Linked DNA regions of Mus musculus: region 2 is linked to region 1. Evidence: chromatin loops called from intact Hi-C (ENCODE). Cell type or tissue: left cerebral cortex. All regions are shown on one strand. Each heading gives the region's core, and the rest is flanking DNA. Links, peaks and the distances in the headings are about the cores only.

Evidence for each region. Peaks named below come from ENCODE experiments on the same cell type or tissue, not always from the same donor. Only the 100,000 strongest peaks of a DNase experiment are listed, where the experiment ranks them.
Region 2: it touches region 1 in a loop (3.0-fold over the local background); 3 of 42 quality-filtered maps call a loop at or near these places.

Annotation. Positions count from the first base shown.
Region 1 is chr8:8,655,724-8,663,661 of GRCm38, reverse strand. It overlaps Efnb2 (ephrin B2), which reads left to right and starts at 2,420. Exons shown (of 5, transcript NM_010111.6): 1 at 2,420-3,178. The coding sequence starts at 3,048. In left cerebral cortex, for the core only: CTCF peaks have their summits at 2,289 and 4,634; DNase peaks (open chromatin) are centred at 5,141, 5,582, 6,453, 6,856 and 6 more places; H3K4me3 peaks cover 5,000 bases; H3K27ac peaks cover 4,759 bases.
Region 2 is chr8:8,040,221-8,048,158 of GRCm38, reverse strand. No RefSeq gene overlaps it. Among named protein-coding and RNA genes, the nearest start is that of Gm31401, 38 kb to the left of the region's middle. In left cerebral cortex, for the core only: no CTCF peak of the experiment used is centred there; DNase peaks (open chromatin) are centred at 1,889 and 3,764.

The DNA of each region.
Region 1 (7,938 bases), core at 1,979-6,978:
GACTTTGTTTAGAGGAAGGCCAGTTACCTACTTGGATTTGCCCACCACAATACCTCACACAGGTTGTTGGGTGGGCCTCTAGACCTCTCAGTTCACATTAGGAAAAAGGCTTCATTTTCTACTACCTATGCTGGTGACAGTAAACAAATATAGTACCATTACTGCATTTGAAGCATACTGTTTTTCCATTAATACATAAAGGAAAAGGTTGAACGAGAGCCAGTTGACTGCAACCCGTTCCTAAAGAATGTGATCGCGCTTTCCCTGCAAATGAACGATTTGGAGCTGTTAGTGTGGTCAAGTTGCAGAACAGTCTGAGGACCAAACTGGTTAGCATTGGCTTAGAAGCCTGGTGTGTCGTACATTTTTGCTGGCTAATAGATTGTTCTTTGTGAAATTTCAGCTTTGCTGCCACTCTGTAAGAAATCATTTATATTTTGTAATACATTGTACTTTTAAAATTCCCAAGTCTATTGACTGAGAAGCATCCTTAGCTTTAGGAACCAGCGACTTCCTCAGATTTTGTTGTCATTTGGCATAGAGTTGTGTCCTGTTTTCAAAGCATCCAAGGATTTAGTTGTGAAACGAAGCTCTTCTCAGAGACACTGCAGCATGCTTGCTGTGGCCGTGCTTTAGGATTTCTTCTATGGTTCTCTTTTGTATTTGCCTGGGATAATGACAAATGTAATGTTAAATATAAATGGCTTGAGGTTATGTTTTAATTTCCTAAATGACTGGATAAACAGTTGAGGACCAAAATGATATGTGTGCAGTTACTGACTCCATGTCCCCTTTAGAAGTCACACAGGATTATTTTTGATTTTTTTTAAAGTATATTTACGTTGTCCCCAAAGTAAAATGCCTTGAGTGTTAGGGTATCTGGCTTACTGAAAATGGTATTTTTAGAAGCTGGGTTAAAACAAGTGCCCTTTTTTCCTCTTCTCCAGTAAAGGTCAAATAGCAGCTCCTGTCAGTTTTTTCAGTCAGGAAGTTAAACATTACTCTGTGTGTGTGTGTGTGTGTGTGTGTGTGTGTGTGTGTGTGTGTGTGTGTGTGTGTGTAACCCTTGTTTAACCTAGCGTGAATCCCATCTCCCCACCCACAATCATATTGCAGGCATAGTTAAAAATAGTAATTACAGAAAAGGGTTTCTTAAAGCTGTATTTTGGTGTGTTCAATACATTGTGTTTTGGTCTTAAACGAGTTTTTCCAAACCAATTCGTAGTTGCAGTATACACTAACTTACATTAAGGTTTTTGAAAGTCAACACTTTTTAAAGCTCGAAATTTGTTTTAAAGAAGGATGAAGGGGGCGGGGGGGGTGTTGGGAGTAGTTAGTAACTAAATCATGGGGCTTGTTTTTAAAGATATCGGTGTGGAAACTGCTTAGTTCCATTTGAAGAAGTTCTGGTATTGATGGACAGCATTGTAAGAAGAGACGTGGTTAATTTTTGCTGGGCCATGGGCTGTACATGGGACTGTGCCTTCCACCTACTTTGTTCTCTCTGATAACGGGCATCTTAAGCAAGTGGTTTTCGACTTGGGAATATCTGGATCCTTAAGATTTGATCCTGTAACCGGTAGGCTTGTTCTGAAGTACGGAGAGGCAAAAGTGGGCGCTAGTGGGCGCTGTGGATCCGTAGAAGTCACAGCCGTGGTTCAGTTTTTCAAAATCGGTCTTGGGCAAGCAACCGAGTATCACAACTGCCACTTCTCTGACTGATAGTTGTCCGGGTCACACCTAACTTCCTGGCCACTGTGGGGTCGCGGGGTGTCCCGGGAGCTAGTGAAGAAAAGTCCTCCCAGACGTTGGTAGTGGAGCTTTGGAGGCGCTGTTCTTGCGGGGAGAGGACCGGAAAGGGAGCGGGCGCACGGAGTTGGGTCTCGGGGTCGGGAAGGGCGGCAGACTGGCTCGCACTGCCGGTGGGCTGCTAAGGCTCTCAGCCTCGTGAGAGTCTGATTTGAGTTGCGTCGGACCGGGCCGGAACACTTGGTGCCAGAATCAAGTTAGAAGGCCCTCAGTTAATGGCTCAGAGGGATCCGCCAAGTACCAGGGCGCCATACGCGCGAGGGGCGGCAGGGAGCGAGCGCCACAAGGCGGAACGCTGCGTCCACCACGTCTCGCCCTATCCTAGCGAGGGCACTCGCCAGCACAGGCACTTGCCGGGCGAGGTGACCCTGCTGGTGCGAGTGGCTAAGAGGCGACCAACCCTGTGCCCGGCGCCCAGCGGGGCTCGTCCTGGGGGCGGGGCTCACCTGTCAGGGGCGCCCTACCTCTGGGTGCCCAGTGTCGGGTAGGGGGCGGCAGACTGACGGGAATGCTGCCCAATCAGCGCGCGCTCGCGGCGCGGCGAGCCAATGGGCTGCGTTTGACTGGGCGGGGCCCCGCGTTTATAGTGCTCTGACAGCGCGCCCGGCGCGCTGACTCTCCGCGGCGGGGACAGAGGCACCGGTCGGATCGCGGAGCTGCGCGCAGAGCGGGTCCTGGCGCCCTCCCCGCACACAAAGGCCCGCGCGCGTCAGACGCCTGCGGGGGTTCCAGTGCTCTCCTGACTGCTTAGTGGCCGCGAGTTGCGAGGATTCAGGAGGCGCCCTTTATCTCTGCGCTCCAGGACATGGAACCGCGCCGACGCGGCGCTCGCTTGCCCGGGCCACTGCCCGCTGTCCTGGATCTATAGTCAGGCGGCCCCTCTCGGGGAGCAGCACCCGCCGCCTCACACCGACTCGTCTCTCCGCTGCGGGCCTTTGTCCCGGCCCAGTGCCCTCGCCGCGCCCGCCCTCCGCGGCTGGCCCGGCACCCTGGAGCCGCACGGGAGCCGACTGTCCCAGCTGCGTCCGGCGCAGCGCCCCGGAGCCCCGAGTCCGCCGAGCCGCCGCGCCCCGCGCGTTCGACCCCACCCCGCGCGCTGAGGGACGCGCAGGGTGAGCGCACCTGGCCTCGGCGACCGCGGGAGCGGCGCGGCGTGTCCGCCCCGGAGGATTGGGGGTCGCTGCCCGCGGCCGGTCCCAACGCGTCCCGGAGTGCGCAGAACTGGGAGCGGCTTGGGCATGGCCATGGCCCGGTCCAGGAGGGACTCTGTGTGGAAGTACTGTTGGGGACTTTTGATGGTTTTGTGCAGAACTGCGATCTCCAGATCGATAGTTTTAGAGCCTATCTACTGGAATTCCTCGAACTCCAAGTAAGTGGTGTCCACGAGCCTTCTCTCTTCCGCGGTGCCCTCGGCCGGCGCCCGGGGTACGCTGTATGGTCCGGGCGGGAGGAGGCCTTGGACCCTGTTTCTAGAACCTGGGGCTCCTGTCCCCTATCCCCCACCCTTCCACATTTCTCTAGGTGGGGACCGGTTGATCTTGAGAGCGCGGGTTCCAAGGGTACTCTAATTAGGCTCCAACCTCAAGTGCTCTAGGAGTCCCAAAGCCCTGGCGACTTGGTGGCATGCCCGGTAAGGTGTCTGATGGCGCTACCCGGCCTCCTTTCTTTTTCGAGGACGGAGGACGTTGCCACTAACGGGGCTACAGACACACATTGGCGGGCTCCGAGAGATGCTGCGCTTGCGAGGAGCGCGGGAGCCACGGGCCGGGGCCCAGCGAGAAGGCGACAAGAACTGAGAGTCTGGGGTGGTGGAGCGTCCCTTAGAGGAAGGGAGCTGGGCCCGGGGCGTCCCTGAGCCGGGATACCTCGGCGCCTTCTTGCTAGCCCGAATGTGCGCGGGGAGCTCGATGGCTCAGCCAGAGAGCTCAGGCGGCGAGCTCTCTGCATGTCGGCCTCTCCCTTCGCGTCGGAACTGGTGGTCTAGGTCCAGTGCGGCGCGGTCCACTTAGGTGGCTTAATTTTAACGACGCCTTCAGGGCCCTACCCAGTCAACGCTGCAGCCTTTGCACTTGGGGAATCGGGAGTCAGACTTGCTTTTAGCAAAGCGCACAGTCGGGAGAAAACCAGGCCTGAGACTAACTTTCAGGTCTGGTCTCCCTGAGTGCGCTCCTTGTTTCGAAAATGCTAGCCATCCCTTGGAATACGCAGCCATGGCCCCAGTAACCGTGCCTGGGTGCTGCTTCTTACCTCATTTCCCAACCACCGCCAGAAAGTGCTGTGCGGAATTCTGGACTCAGCCCTAGGAGAGCGTGGAGACGCGGCTGGCTCCTGGTTGGAGTCAGACCTTTCAGATTAGAAGCAAAATCAATGGCCTAATTGGAGTTGAGCGTGCGGTGCACGGCTTCAGAGTAGAGGTGAACGAATTGTTTTTGAAATTACCACATAAGCAAAGAATTGTACCTACTCTCTTGAAAGTGGTAAATTTCAAATTCAGCAACATAATTGACCAAACACGTTTCCCTTCGAAAGGGCAAAAAAATCTATAGTTGTAAATGACTCAAAACATTTTTTTTTTTTTTGCCTGCTGCCAGGAGGCCCTTGTTTTAAACTTACTGCGGCCCCCCTCTAACGTAGTCTTGATCTGTTAAAGAATTTTTTCGTTTTGTTTTGTTTTTTAAAGCAAGGTGTTGCATTTGCTCTCCTGGCGTGGTATCTTTGCATCCACACGGGATCTACAGGCACCTGGTGGTGCCCGAAGGCGCCTGGCTGGGATCTGAGCGCTGCAGCCTTTGCCATTCGGACTGGGGCCCTGGTGGTAGCTGCTGCTGACGCTCGCGGTGCCTACAGAGGTCACCCTTCCCTGCCGAATGCTAGCTATGAGCGCGCCCATCCCCCCATCCCTTCCCTGGGCTGCCTCCCTCTCTCCACTTTGCACTTTCACTCACAGCCTCTTTTGGGGAGGCCGAGTCTCCCCCCCCCCCCCCACTGCCTAGATTTAATATTTATATTTAAGTCTAATTTAAAGAAATTCCCATTAAACCCCTTCTGAGTAACATAACCATCTTTTCTGTTCATAGTGACCACTATACTTGGGTGTGCAGACGGAAGGATTAGAAATACTGATTTGTTTAAACAGCACTGCCACCAAGTGCACGTAGCACTTGGAGAATCATGTCTTTGATTTGAAACCTGTTATGTTAGGGAGGGATTTGATCTTCAACAGGATAGTTTTCCGAGCTGTGGCCACAGATGTATAGAGAGCTGCTAGGGCCCTGGGTTTTGGAGGAGCAGGCCTCCCTGTACCGTGCAGTTGTGTGATTACTCCCTGGCCTCCACAATAAAATGTCTTAGAATTTTCTTGAGGATGGCTGGAAGTCTTTGGAAAGCCTGTGGCTGAATGCTGTCTGTGAGATCAGAAAGACTTCTTCCTCGGAAGAGTAACACAAAAGAGCCTTTTAGTTTTTAGTGCCTGGCATCGCCTCCCTTGTTCACTTTTTCAGAGAAAAGTTTCTGTAGGTAAAATGTGGCAGGTAGGTAGCCAGACGCTTGGAAGCTTTACCTTACTTTGCATGAACAAGTCACTTGTCATGAAACAGGCATTGGTAATTAGATTTGTTTCATTCTGGGGTCAGCCTTTTTAGCAGGTGGTCGACACAGGGAGCATGCAGCAGCTGCTTGCTTGTAGAGCCCAGAGAATCCTTTGTAAACTGGAGTCTCCATAACTACTTTAATCACATTGCCTGCCATCCCATCCTGGAGAGTTTATGTAATAATCAGAAGTTCTGTGTACTCAAAGATTATGTGGCTGCCCTGTCAGATTAGTCACATTGTATCTGAAGATGTGGGCGCTGTTTAGGTCACTTTTCAACTATTTTTAAGTTCTGGAAAGAGTTGCAAAGCCTGGCAACCATTTCTAATTAACATTTCAGTAGAACCCCCTCCCCACTGTAGTGTCTTAGCCGGAATAAAGCGGTGCCTGCTTGTTGTGGTTTTGATGGGTAGTAGTTTCACTTGGGCTTAGCAACTCTACACTGGCAGAGGATTCTAAAAGAAATTACACCCTTGAATATTTCCTTCCAGTATTAATTTATGTCTGGTTTTTTTTTTTAATTCTATAAGTCACACATACATACTAGTTAATTTACAGAGCACTGTGCTTTTCCCATGCAATGTTTTTCCACACATAATACTGAATTCCTGAAATTGATTGAGTTGATACAAAAGAATGGCTGGATAATATCCAGATAACCTGAAACACAGGCCTCTCCCTAGTCAGGCTCTGAATAAATACAGGCCTGTCAAATTGATAAACTAAACTACAATGGATAGCACTGCTTAAATAACCGGTCAATAACGCATATACGCCAGCCTACCTTCTATTGTGTCTGAAATTCCTATTTTTGTAGATAAACAAATACAGATTCAGCATTGATTGAATAGCCCCTTGAACTATGCTCCACAGTTTGCATTTGGGCCAATCTTGTTGGTTTTAATATAGAGAGGGGGGAAAAAAGCAAACCAGAAAGCACCGGGGTTGGGATTGGTACTGCCTCACATCCACACTCCTCACGCTTTGTCAGGATGATAAACTATGGGTTGTGCGTTGTCCTTGTTCCACAGCAGAGCCTGGCAGAACACAAAGACAAATGTGGATGCCTTTTCAGATGAGAATCTGAGAGTCATGTGTCCTGGGACTGAACTTCTTAACCTCCTGCAATTACAGCTTCCAGCCCCCAAAGGAGAGTTGAGGCTAAGATAATTTGCTAGGCACTTGGTTCTAAATCTTTGACAAAGCTTAGCTCTTGACACTTGTCCTACTAATGCAAAGAAATGCAAATGACCCTGGTGGATCTGACTCGGTAGCTGGAGCTCGAAAGACAGGTGAATTTTAAGCATCCCCAGGAACCCCCTGAAAACCGCGTGTTGGAATGGGTTTATTAGCTTTCCTAGAGCCTCTTCGCACACTAAGACGAATCCTGTTGCTGGATCCACAGGATAGCCTCCTTCAGACTAGCACTGAGGGCCCTGCAGTAACTAAATCCTTGTTGTCTAATCTTCAGCTGAAATATTTCGGGTTGCTCTCCGGAGCTTAATCTGACACCTGACTTGAAGCTGCATTTCAGAAGGCATTCTCGGAATGGGAGACTATTCCAGATCCGAGCATGACTGCAGGGCATCGTCACAGAAGTGGGAGTGGCAGGGAACAGCATATATAGACTGTAGGCCCTGGGAAAAGAATTGTTTTAAGGAACAATATTTCTTTGACATTCTAATGAAAACTTTATTCTTAAAATATCTAATTACGAATTGGACACTAACAAGCCTCTTCTCCAAAAGATTATTAAAATGTCTCCAGTTACCGCCTGCCTTTGCTGCCTGCATAAAGAACCTGTTTTTCAGGCCACTTATATTCCTGCATAAAGAGAAGTGTTGGACTGTTTAAAATATTTTGATTAAAATATGCAGATCCGGTAGAACTGTAAGCTTCTAGAGAGAAGTGAGCTCTCTCTAGGTAGGTTCCCCTCCCCCCATAAAGGGGTGGATTAGACCCCACCCCCCACCCCCCACCCCCGCCCAGGCAAGGAATAAGAACAACCCCAAAGGAAGGCTAGCAAACGAGACGTGTTCCGAACAGCTTGGAAAAAACTCCTGTGGCTTCATTGTCTCTGCAAAGCCGAAGAATACAAAAGCAAGCAGTCAGCCCTTCTCCCGTGATGGGAGATGCAAACCGTTGACACGGCTCCCCTGTTTAACTTGTTTAATTCTCATTTTAAATTCAGCACTATACCAGCCGTGTGAACTCTGAAGATTTCTTTAGTAATCCATTTTGTAGTTCGGAATCAAAAACAAAGTGAAAGGGTCTGACACAATTTGCTTTTATTTTTAGGCAAATCAACCCTGGTCATAGTTAATAAGGGGATTACAACCCAGACTACGTCTTTACAGATGTAAAGTAAATCAAGGGCAGAGCATAAAGAAACGGATCCCTTTTGATTGAAGTATGGTAAAAAGGCATAGAGGAGCTAGCGGCAGTAATCTGATTGTATGGCAATAAAACCACCATTTTCTGTCTTTCAGATAAAAATAATGTGGTAAATCCATGCAGTTCATAAGATGTAAAGGCAGATA
Region 2 (7,938 bases), core at 1,543-6,542, 620 kb after region 1:
TACGTTAGGTAGACATTAAGATACTTTCCATTGACTCACAGAGAGGACGAATAATCTAGAAAATCTCAATTCACTCCCAGAGGTTCCTAAACGCAAAGACGGACGCTTTGGTGTCCGGTCTGTAAGACATTGATCTAATGACAACTTTGAGTTTGATTTCATCTTGGGCTACTTAGAGCCCTTATCTCATGTGTTATGAGTGGAGACAAGAGGAGCAATATATGTTAATCACACAGTAGGATACGGTTGCTATGGCACTAGCATGTACTAGCTGTTAACATTTTCTTTGAGTGCATTATTGCTTAAAACTACTGATGGTGAAATTCAGTAAATATTGAAATACACAAAAAGTGATACCAATCCTTCAAATTTGTTTCAAGATAAATTGTCAGCAGGTTGAGAATTTGCATTCTCAGTCATCTCCTGCAGCTTCTTTCTTAGCAGTTGAGGTTGTCTCTAGCTCTTCAAAACCAAATGCCGAAAAGATAATTATATCCAAACTGTCTTTTCATTTGTTCAGAATAAAGACTTTCCATGTCCTCAATGTATTATTTTTAGAAAAGAGCTTGCAAATGCAGACTAAAATCTCCCATGTCCTAATTTAGAAACAGTATGAAGAAACACTATAAAAATATACCCATTGTTTTCTTCAGAAAAAAATTACACACATCAGTTTATGAAAACATGTTTGATGTTTTAATTATAGCTAAATCTCAATGTACTATTTAAAATGCACACATGTGCGTGCACTCAGTACTCAAACCCCAAATGATACAATGTGCAATTTTGAAACTGTTTGTTGAAAAAGACCCTGCATCATTTCTTATGTAATTATTTCACAGCAAAATGAAGCATATGTATTATTGTTAGATCAGAAATGTTGAAATAATGCCTTTAACTCTGGAGTGGAGACTATAACTAAATTGTGCTTAAATTAATGCTGCAATATACTTAATCAATTTTGGACTTTTAAAAAGAGATAATATTTTAGACATTGTCACACAACTAATGTTTTGGACTTTGTCGTACACTATATCAAAGTCATAAAATTCTTGTTAAAAATTTACTAAGGGTGTTTAAAACATCACTCTGAGGAAGGTTCAAGAATAAATTATGATCTTATAGGAAATTCAAGTCCATATAAAAGCTCTTGTAGAATACTAAAATAAATGAATAAATACAAAATAAAATATATATCATAATTAAATTAATAATAATCTGCAAAATGGGCCCGTTCTTTGGTTAGTGAAGTAGTGAGCTGAGACAAATTGAGACATAGCTGCCATGACTGAAACTTCCAGGAAACCAAATGAAACTGGTTTATAAAGTTGCATACTGTAAATGGCTTATAAAGTTGTAGTCTAAATGTATCTCCTTCTATCCAGATGGGACTGGCTCAGGGAAGTGTCCTGCTACTTAGTACTTTGTGAAGCCTGATTTAGTCAACATATACAACTCAGGGATGTCAGATGATGCCGTGTGACCTTCTAAATAGCAAGTGCTGGGTTCGCACAATGGAAACAGTCACAATGTAAATGACATCTGAGAATACTCCCTATCCTTAGGAAGCCAGAGATGAGCTGGTTATAGCAGGTATAAACTAAATGGAAGGCACAAAAAATTTCATTTGTTTATCATCCAAATAGTAGAGCTGTACATGCGACTAGTGTTGCCAGATTCGTTCACGGCAAGCAATGCCCAGTAGGAGAGCACTGCAAAGGTGAGGCCATGAAGCCAGAGTTCTCCCGGTGGGATCAGATTGGTGTATTTCTCTTTTGTTCATGCAAAGATAGCACATGGAAGGAGCCACTTGAAACTCCAAAGCAAAACCTCCACCAGATCTTAGTCATGGTGGATCCCTAGCCTCCAACTTCTGCTCTCCAGAAATATGAGGAATAAATTTGTGCTATTTCCAAGCCAAACAGCAGAGATTTACTACAGTAGCCAGGCTGATTTAGAGTGCAGAGGCTTTTCTGGCTAGGGGATGGGTTCAGCAGTTAGATGTGGGAATAGGAACAGTACTGTCAATAACAGCATGGGCAGCAGCATCTCTCCTGAGCTCCATGACGTTTTAGTGGCTGATAGGCAGTCATCCTGCTCATTCCAGTGGAGGAATAATCTGGCAGATGTCAGTTAACAGAGGTGGTTATGAAGAGCTTCTCTTGGCCTCTGGAAGCCCCACGACAGGAATAGGTACTCACAGAGGCTGCCCTGGAACTTCAGAGAAGCCACTGCCATGTTCCTGGATATAATGGCCGGCTGTGAGACATTTACTCAGTAGTCTGCAGTCCTGAGTGGCCAGTGGTCATAATCAGATCACTATGTAATAATAACTGAGGAACAAAGGCACCTGACGCTGTACTAGACTCCTGGCCAACTTATTCCTGCTGATTTCTGACTATGTTGGGAAGAAACACACTGTTGAGGGATTTCCAAGGAAAACTTCTTGGAAGTATTGGCGTTTTATAGATGATAGTTCAAAATCTTGACAAAGAGAATAAGTCTGAAAAAATAATAATAATATAAGGAGAAGAGGAAAGACCAGCAAGAATTGTTACCTGGTCTCAGCACCTAACAGGTGGTCCATAAGGGTTTAAGCCTTGGTCACTTCCACCAAGGCAGAATTCATTTTATGGCATACAGCCAGCTTGAGGACCCCTTGATGTCCTTGTTCCTTGGCATGTCCTGAGCAATCAGTACTAGAGACCAATGTGACATTGTTTCCTTTGAGTCTCTACATCAAGCAGAGGACCTTTTGTGGGAGAATATTCTAGAAAAGGAATTGTGTAAAAGGGCAACCTTTAACATGCCCTTCAGTAACATTTGCACAGAGAACATGGAAGAAACTGTCCTAGAGATGTGTTTTTAGAATGAGCAACAGGAGAGGGAGCAAGCAGGCTGTCTTACACATTTGTACTCACACCCACCAAGACTCTCTCTGTTCCCAACAGGATCTCAAGACCAGTTGGCTCTGTTGAGCAGGGAAGAGGTCGAGACCAAGCCATTTGTGGAAGAGTACCAGGGCATTCTACTACAACTCATTCAACATGGCACAATGCATTTTTTCTAACATATTAAGCTTGCTGAAATCAGACAGGGCATCCTTTACACATTTCAATGCCCACATTGTTTCTGTCCACTCAATAGCTAGAGGCATGAATACCATAATTAGCAAGTGCCCAATTTGGAGATTTTTTTAAAGCTTACAAGAGAATATACATATTTTTCCCACCACACAAAGACTTAAGCTACTTACTGATTACACAGATAAGAAATGATCTCAAATGTGCAAATGGAATAATTTGCAATCTAGAGTTCTTTTTCATGCCCTAGGCTTTTATTTCAAGGTTTCTAATAGGTTCATAGACCTGTTCCTTTTTAGTTCTATAAAATCCACAGTGCTTCAGCTTGGGAAATTGAATGCTTGTTTCCTCTGATTCTTCGTTAGGTGGTGTCTGAGAATGAATAATTGATTTGTAATTATATTTTAGAAAAGATCAACAACTGTATACATTATTAAGTATTTGATTATAATTAACATAGAAGTTATTTAAAAATCAATAAGGAAATAAAACTTACTGCAAAAAAAAATTAGTTTTGCTTTGAGCCTGTCTGATGAATGAGAAAGCTGACTCAGAATTTCCTGCCTTGCACAAAATGCTTCTTGAATGTGGTGAGTACTGGCCATCGGATTGCCAGTTCTGACATTTACAGAAATAGAATTCATGACTGCAGCATGTGTCCTTTATCACAGACCCAAGATTTCAACCTTTACTCACTGAAGACTTTCAACGTGTAATTGTGTACTCTGTGGACCTCAATAAAGGTTTGTGTCCCTTGGATTGATTGAGTCAGGTTTTGGTTGTAAGGTACGATGCCGTGTGTTGCAGGTTGTGTAGCTGCATCTTTGGTCTCCATCCACTCCATGGCAGTGCCACTCCCTTCCCATTCAGGACAACCACACTCATCACTGCAGACTGAAGATGTCTGAGAATGGGCTACATTTCTCCCTTGGTTCAGCATGACTGCCTTAAGAGGGGAGATGTTACATCCAGACAATTTAAGTCACATATTGCTGACAGTGGGATGTATTCTGATGGCTTCATCTCAGGCGATTTCATTGTTGTCTAATTGGCACAGAGTGGGTTTACAGAAACTCAGTTAGCACAGACTCCCGGACTATTAGGCTGCACAGATAGCACATGTGCTAGGCTACAGGCCTGCTGGCATATCACTGCCTGGAATGTTCCCGGCAAACAGAACAGAATGATGAAGTGTTTGTGTATTGAAGTCTATTGAAACATAAAAAAAATCTTCACTCAAAACTAGAAGTAAAAATATCAAATAGTACAGCTCTGTGGGTATCTTCACCACTCTGTGAGTTAGGGAGGGAGGTGACATTATTGTGACCCTCTTTGACTTTGTGAACGCTTTGTGTTTCTTTAAATCATAATCATAATGATTTTCTAAAAGACTATTTCTCCAAGATTCATTAAACATTTCTTTTCTATAGAAACTTAAGTTTTAGAACTGTTTGACACTATTTTTATAGTTGTTTATTTCTGAGAGAAAAACACAGATACAGCCTAGGACTCACACTTCCCTTCTATTGCTTCTTCATCTCTTCCTCCTCCCTTTAACCTCCTCCCTGCCTCCCTTCTCCAGCCCCATGTTCCTTCCTCATCTGCCCCCCTCCTCCAGCTCTGTCTCCTCTCTCCATCCTTCTCTTTCTCTCTGCTCCAGCCCTGTCTTCCCTGTCCATTTCTGTCTTCTCTTCACATCTTGTTCCGAGGAACATGTTCAGTGGCAGTGCCATGAGTGATACTATCCCTCCTCTGAGAACAATGGCTTCTCTGTACCTTTGGGTGGCCTGCCTGGTTGCTTTCTTTGGAGTTGTTACACTTTAGAAATATGTCTGACTATATCTCATCTTCCTATGTGCCTCTCTCTTCTCCTTTCTCTTCCCTCTGCACCCCTTATTTTGCCTTTCTTTGTCCTGTGTCTCTTTCTCTCTTTTTAACTTTCTTTTCTCTGTCCTCCCATTCACCCTGCCCCCTCATAATGTTCTTCCTTCTCTTGCTCACCTACTCCCCCTCCTCCTTCTCTCTCCTCTCTCTCTCTCTCTCTCTCTCTCTCTCTCTCTCTTTACTTCTCCATTATATATATATATACATACACACACACACACACACACACACACACACACACACACACACACACACACACACACATATATATATATATACTCCTCTATGTTACTGATCAGACCCACACATCCATAGTTTATAGGGAGCTTACTGACATCTGCCAGAGATTTTGTTAAGCTCCTCACTCTAAATTTTTATTCTATTCCTCTTCTTTAGTTTCCTGTTTTCTTGCCTCTTAAGCTATGGCATCTGCTTCAGTGTTGTTAAAATTTTATAGTACCACCATTTCATGTGCAGGTCACCTTGGCCAAAATAATGTAAAAGTGTATGTGACTGTACTGCCCAGTTTTATTTCTAAAGGTCAAACATATAGAAATATAAGGCTGTGGTTTCAACCCTTTTTATGCTCTGACCCTGGAATATAGTTCTTCATGTTGTGGTGATCCCCTGATTTAAGGTTATTTTGTTAGTAATTCATGACTGTAATTTTGCTACTGTTTTGAAGTATAATATAATTATCTAATATACAGGATACACGGATTGAGCACTGCTGCTGTTTGGGAACAACATTGTCATTTCATTTGGTCAACACCACCATCCAGTCACCCTGTGAAAACTAAATGACATAGATTCAGTTGTGTCTGCCTGGGGTACCCACCCCACACACAAATCCCCTTTTCACGCTCTTCCTCAAACTGTCTGACAGAAAGTGCATGGATGGAGCCATAGCTTGTTGTCACTTGCCTTGATAAGTCTCCTGCTGTCTATATTTCCAAGTTGTCTTCTAAAGTACCAATCCTTTAAAAGTCTGTGCTCCCTAAATTTCCCAGACATTTTGGGTGTCATTTAGATATTTGTTTTAAGAAGCTTCTATGTTCTTACTTAATCTTGTTATTTATCTCCTAAGCAGTTTTCTCCTCTTACCTGAGAGAGTGTTTGGTACAAATTATTGTGTCATTGTTCTGCCAAAAGAATTATCTAAAAGGGATTTTCCTAGCAAACCAATATAAAAATGTAGACAAGATTATCCCCCATTATAGACTCTGCATCGTCTCTGCCTCCAGGGTCTTTGTTTTAATTCCCTTTGCTCTTAGAGTTTAAAACAGCATAAAGTGGTATTGAGAAATATACCAGAGTTTAGTGTTCCATAGAAAATATTTGCACGTAAGTGATTTTTGTCAAATTTATAGTATAAGTGTAGATTTAAATTAAACACTAGTATCTCACCTTATATACCAACTTTAGGTAGCATCACAGGCTGACAAGGAAACAATACACCAGGTAATTCTGGGATTGTTCAGAGAAAAAAAAAAGAGGGCCAATGTGTAAAGACAGACAATCAAACAATGTCCATCCAGGGATTTCCTGTTCAAAGCATTCAATTTCAGGATTGTCACCTAGAAAAATGACATCCCTTTGTGAGTTTAGGGGCTGAGCTACAAGGAAGTTGATTAACATTTGCTCCTCAAGAGTGCCTTTGACCTTTTTTTATTTTTATTTTTAAAATTTGACATTATTCTGCAAATAAAAATTTCTAGAGCTCCTTCAAATGAAAAGGACAAAGGGGAAAACTGTTCTCCAGAACGTTTATAACATGAGAGGTCTGCAGAAAATAAGAAACAAAGACATTTACTGATGAGGCATTGATGTTAAGAGAACAGATGTGTCCATGAAGAAGGTTGCTAGAAAAGGCTAAATGAGTCTTAAGAGGAGCAATGGGAGGTCCTCCCCAATGTGTCAGAGCTCAAATGGAATCATGGAGACTCCACGTGCACCACAGCCAGGGAAACACATCATATGCACAAAATCCCCTTCCAAAACCCCATCACTCAACTCCACCTGTCATATCAATTCTCTTAACTATGTGATAGTCATTATCCTGCAAAAGCCTCCAGACGTAGAAAATGAGATTACACCTATTTTACAATGCCAAGAACATCATGAAATTGCATAAGCACTGCTGTAATCTCTACAGCCCTGTAACAACAAAGCTATCCCCCATGCCTCATGAATCATGCAATAAAATATGTATTTTTCCATCTGATTTGAGTGGAATGTGTGCTGTGCGTGTGCGTGTGTGCATTCATGCATGCATGAGTGTGTGTGTGTGTGTGTGTGTGTGTGTGTATAGACATGGGAAGTTAAAGGTGGAAATGCTGAAGACAAGTTGCATCAGAAAGTTGTAGACACACAACATACTAGGATAATGCAAAAAGTTTTACCAAGTTGCCAAGAAAACTGGTTATAGTTATAATCTGAAAACAACCTCTCACAGCAGTAGCAAATGCGAGTTACATTCTAAATGAGAGGAATAGTAAAGAGAAGAGTTTTATGAGGTAAGATAAGTAATTACCATACATCAAACAACTCTGTTACTGAAACACAGTCAGGAAGAGGAAGTTACCCACAGCAGAGGTGGTCTCTGCCCCGAGGCACTATGGGTGCTGTAATCTTCACTGTCTAGTTGTATAATGAGTCTTGCAGGTCTACATTGGGATAAAGAAACAACAGTGGCCTTCTTAGCTTCCTATATTACTCCAGCCACAGAGGATGGGTGCTACAGCAATATTAACAATCTGAAAGGAGGTAAAAGATTGCAGCTAAGACAACAGCAACCACTACTCCAGGTTCCCATAGTGTCTTCTCCCCAATCATCACATACCTGGCTAATTTTAGAACATCCAGACTTAAGGGACCAAATGTATGATGAATAGGAATATACTAGTTCTCTGTCCAGGCTTTGCCAGTGAACAATGGGCTCAGTGAGTTGGAGGTATAGAAAGGAAGCTCA